Regions from separate parts of the Homo sapiens genome. Here region 1 is linked to region 2. Evidence: read pairs that join two places in POLR2A ChIA-PET (ENCODE). Cell type or tissue: OCI-LY7. All regions are shown on one strand.

The links. Peaks named below come from ENCODE experiments on the same cell type or tissue, not always from the same donor. Only the 100,000 strongest peaks of a DNase experiment are listed, where the experiment ranks them.
Region 1: POLR2A ChIA-PET joins it to region 2 with 24 read pairs; 6 of 35 experiments call an interaction of 5 or more read pairs at or near these places.

Annotation. Positions count from the first base shown.
Region 1 is chr2:173,958,023-173,960,522 of GRCh38, reverse strand. The region is part of intron 3 of SP3 (Sp3 transcription factor); the gene reads left to right. Among named protein-coding and RNA genes, the nearest start is that of SP3, 6.1 kb to the left of the region's middle. In OCI-LY7, no CTCF peak of the experiment used is centred here; no DNase peak of the experiment used is centred here; H3K4me3 peaks cover 1,794 bases; H3K27ac peaks cover 640 bases.
Region 2 is chr2:173,743,446-173,745,945 of GRCh38, reverse strand. No RefSeq gene overlaps it. Among named protein-coding and RNA genes, the nearest start is that of SP3, 220 kb to the left of the region's middle. In OCI-LY7, no CTCF peak of the experiment used is centred here; no DNase peak of the experiment used is centred here.

The DNA.
Region 1 (2,500 bases), 210 kb before region 2:
ACTAATTCATTGGGTAGGGTAATTCTATTTGAAGTCTGAGTTCTTTTAGTGCTCTTTGAAGATTTTAAGAAACTTGAATATTTGCCTAAGTTCTTAATTTGTTTCCACCTCAGCTTCACACCTGTTCTTGTTTCCAGTTATACTCCTTCCTTTCCTATTTCTGGCTTTCGTAAAGGCATTCGTGGGAACTAAGTTAATAATCATTTCCAAATGCTATGCAATAGGTGGTGTGAATTTTTTCTTTTTCCGTTTCCACCGGTATATTTGTATGTAGAGAGACTTAGAGTGCCTTAGTTACAACTTTTTACTGTACTAATGCCAACATTCATGTTAGATGGTGTTTTGTTTGTTTTTTGAGAAAGGCTCGCTTTGTCTCCCAGGCTGGAATGGAGGTGTGTGATTACAACTCACTGCAGCCTCAACCACTGGGGCTCAGTTGATCCTCCCACCTCAGCCTCCCTAGTAGCTGAGACTACAGGCACGTGCCACCACGCCTGGCTAATTTTTGTATTTTTTGTAGAGATGGGGCTTCGCCATGTTGCCTAGGCTGGTCTTGAACTCCTAGACTCAAAGGATCCACCTGCCTAGGTTTTGTTTGTTAATTGTCCGGTAAGAAAGGTACTGAGAGAAACACTGGTGGATTTTTAATTTGGTTTGTAAACTTACGTAGACATAGGTTATGTAGAGGATTATCTTGCTTCTAAACCAAATACTAGTTCTCGTCTTGGTTGCCTGTTTTAATTTTTTTTATTTTTATTTTTATTTTTTTGAGACTGAGTCTCGCCCTGTCACTCAGGCTGGAGTGCGGTGGCGGAATCTCGGCTCACTGCAATCTCCGCCTTCCAGGCCCAAGCCATTCTTCCGCCTCAGCCCCCAGAGTAGCTGGGACTACAGCCCCAGAGTCCCAGAGTAGCTGGGACTACAGATGTACACCATGCCCGGCTAATTTTTGTCTTTTTAGTAGAGGCGGGGTTTCATCATGTTGGTCAGACGGGTCTCAAACTCCTGACCTCAAGTGATCTGCCCGCCTCAGCCTCCCACAGTGCTAGGATTACAGGCGTGAGCCACCGGCCCTGTCACGGTTGTACGTTTTTAAATCTCCTTTTATTCTTTTGTTTCTGTAGTGTTTCCAGTAGTCTAACATCAAACATTTTTCAAACTTTTTTTTTTTTTTGGTCTCAGATGATTTTCTAATTTATTCCTCTCCCATTTGGTATTTAGTGTACTTTATCTCTTTTAGTGGTATATTGCTGATGAAATTTCTTTTACAAAGAAATTTGATTGTGCTTTGCAAGGCTTTGTAGTTTTGAAATATTTGGAGCTGATTCATTGTGGAATTGTGGAAATAAATAGGCTTAAAATTGGTTTAGACTTTTTCATAGAAGGCTCTTAATACCTCAAAATTTGTTTTGATCCATTCTGTCATTGTGTTTGCAATGATTTTAAAGTAAAATAACTTTTCATTCAGTAAATATATATTGATCTTACTGAGTGCCAGGAATTGTGCTAGGCTAATTTTAATGGATGTTTTTCAAATCTATTCTCATAATCTTAGCACTCACAATGATCTTGGGATTGCACAGTGCTCAATAGTTTATAAAATTTAATATTTTTCTTCTGATTCTTATGCCCCTGCAAGGTAATGTTTTTCCGGTTGTTGACATGAGAAAATTGAGTTGCTGTAACTCACACAATTCCACAGTGTAGCCAGAACTAGAACTCAGTTCTGAGCTTTTTTTTTTTTCTTGTGTAATATATTGTCGAGTGTAGTTTTGGCATAAATCATCTAGTAGTTTTCTGATTCAATGTGTTTTTTCCATTCCATTTAGAAAATAGGGTATTCAGCAAATTTTTTTAAAACTGCAAATTTATTAAATTAAAAAAGTTCCTTTTCTTGCTTGATTCTTTTCCTTAAATTACCTGTTGCTTTTTTTTTTTTTCCCCCATCGTTGTGCTTCACAGGTATTTTAATAATGCTTTTCATTTCAGGCTTATTCAGAAAAGTTCGGAATACATCACTTTGCTCTAGGTTTAGAGATTTTCCTTCAATTAATGGCCTGAATTGCTGAGAAAAATGGCACTACAGTTTATTTTTATCTAGCTTCTGGAGAGGGGATGACTTGGGCAATATTTACTCAGATTTGTCATTTGCGTTAGCTGTATTTATTTTCAAGGAATTTCTTGACTAGAAAGCTGTTCAGTGATGGTTGAATATCTGCCTTTATTACTATTTTGTAAAAAAAAAAAAAAAACACTTTAGGTGCTGTAAATTTGACTTTGTTTTTTTTAAAGAAAGGAAAAGGGACAAAATGCCAGTATCATAAAATTAATTTGTGTCTGAGTTACTATATTCTTTGATAAAAGTTCAATACCTGTAAATTTTATGCTGGTCAGAAAAAATTTCAGTGGATCCTCCAGGTGAGCAATAACCTTAAGAAGATAAAGGTTAGATTTTAGACACACTTTAGTGTAGATTTTAGTATATAGATTTAAATATTTG
Region 2 (2,500 bases):
GATTGCAGTCATGTGTCACCACGCCTGGCTAATTGTTGCATTTTTTGTAGAGACGGGGTTTCACCATGTTGGCCAGGTTGGTCTCAAACTCCTGGCCTCAAGTGATCTGTCCACCTTGGCTTTCCAAAATGTTGGGATTACAGGTGTGAGCCACCGGGCCTGGCCCACTCTAGTTTTATCATCCAAGCTAACACAGGACTCTAGTGGCCCATCACTAACCTTGACAATCTTGATAGCTTACCTAATTGAAACTGTAACTTACACAGATTTGAGAAAAGTTATGTTTATATTTTATACCTTACCAAGAAGCAGTATTTTTGTTTGTTTGTTTGGTTTATCAGTAGTGTGCATTTAGGTAAGGGGCCACCAAAGCATCGAAAGTTTGGCCAATCAGAAGATTCTAATAGTGAGAACTCATATTTGAAGGAGTTAAGGTAGAAGTTGCATCTGATAAGTCTCAGAACAGGGCTTTGCCACCTTTGAGAGTTTTGATAGGTTATCGTTATGTCATTTTTTAAAATTATCTAACTTTTAACAATTTCACTCACCCCTACCCATCTACCGCCCGCACCAACACAAGAAGACATTTATGAATTACACATAGGTTCAAAGAATTTGGAGCTGGAAAGGATTTTAGGGATAATTCCATCAAAGCCACTTGTATTAGTCAGCTCAGGCTGCCAGAAAAAAAAAATCATGGACCTGGTGGCTTACACAGCAGAACACAGCGTAGAGGCTGAAAGTCAGATCAGGATGCCAACACGGTTGGGTTCTGGTGAGGGCCCTCTCTCTAGCTTGTGGGTGGTGGCCTTCTTGCCTGTTTTGGAAGTGACTATATTAACGGGGTTCCCACTGACCAAACCATACCCTCTGCACTGTCTTCTTGTTTCCTGTCAGACAGAAGTGGTGTGTGTTCATGTGTGTGCACACGCATGCGTTGTGAGTATGTGTGAGAGAGAGACAGAGATGAAAAGAATCCCTGAGTGAGAGATGTTTAATTATTTTAAGAAGATTTGTACATTGTTTTCCCATTGCTTGTTTTTATTTTTTTAAATAATTTTTAGTGCTTTGAATGGCTGTGTCATTTTTGTTGTTGTGTCATCACATGGCAGAGAGAGAGAGAGAGAGACAGAGAGAAAGAGAACTCTCTGGTGTCTCTTTTTATAAAGGCACTAATCCCATCATGAAAGCTTCACCCTCATATCTTCATCTAAACCTAATTATCTCTCAAAGGCCCTGTCTCCCAAACCACCACATGGGGGGCGGTGAGGACTTCCACATACGCATTTTAGGGGGGATGCAGTTCAGCCTACAGTACCACTCATGAAGACTTTCTTTATGTTAACATGAAATAAATGTATCTATTTTAGAGAATTCCATTACACTTCTGGAGCTGGTTATAGATCTGACAGAATATCAAAAATATGCCATACTTTTGTTCCTTGCTTTGAAGCCTTATTGTGAGTTGGAACTGCTGGATTTGATAGAAGATTCTTGGAAATTAAGCCAAAATAGAGGCAGAAAATGAAGATGCAGTGAAAATCTTGGAGGTGAGGATGAAGGGCTCTTATAGCTATGTTGCAGAGAGAAGGGAGGAGACGGTGCTCCAAAGGGGGCACTGCCTTCCTGAGGCAGTGAGTAGAGGGACGGAGGCAGATGTCAGGTGGGAGTAACCCGAGGGTGGGTAAAGAGGAGGCGCTGTCAGTGGAATTGCCCAAGAATATAACCATCCTCAGAAGTCCCATCTTGCAGGGTGAACATCTGGGCATGAGCCTCCTGGCTCAATCTCACGCAGTTTTCTTCCACTTCATGTGAACAGCGGTGCTGCTCAGTGTGGGTATGCCCAGCCGATGCGGCAGCCTCCTGACCATCATTTGGAAATTGCCCGTAACCTAGAGTGACTTCTCAGTGGCTTCTGTCTCTTCATTAGAAGGATACTCAAATTATTGAATACTGGGAATGACACCCATAGAGGCAACATGAGCCCAGTGTTGGTGATTATGGAAGTTACCAAACTTGGACATTTGACCCACTGCTTACCCTTTCATAAGCAAATTAGACAGAGCCAGGATTTACAGGGAGCATGTTCTCAGATATATGATTTAGGATTCAAATTTCTTGTTTTTGCTTGGGGATAATTTGATATCTTCAGTCTACATTCATATAGAAATATGTATTAAGCAAGCTTTGAGTGTTCCAGCAGAGGATACTTTTAAATACAGTATCTAGTTCTCTTGGCGTATTTAAATATGATTTATTCAACAAAGGTTAAGTTTGCACACAGCCTTTTGGTCTCATCTCTATGAACAGCAAGGTGGACTTTCTTTGAGTGGACACCAGACAATGGCAACCATCCATTTTCTGGCAAGGAAAAGAGCTAGTAGGTATTTTCATTTTTTCAGTTCAACTGTGAGAACACTGACCTGCAGAAGCCCCAAAGGCAGGGTATAGATTCTTCAGCCTGGTGTGTTTCCATTGTTTCTTGGGTTTTTGCTTTGTT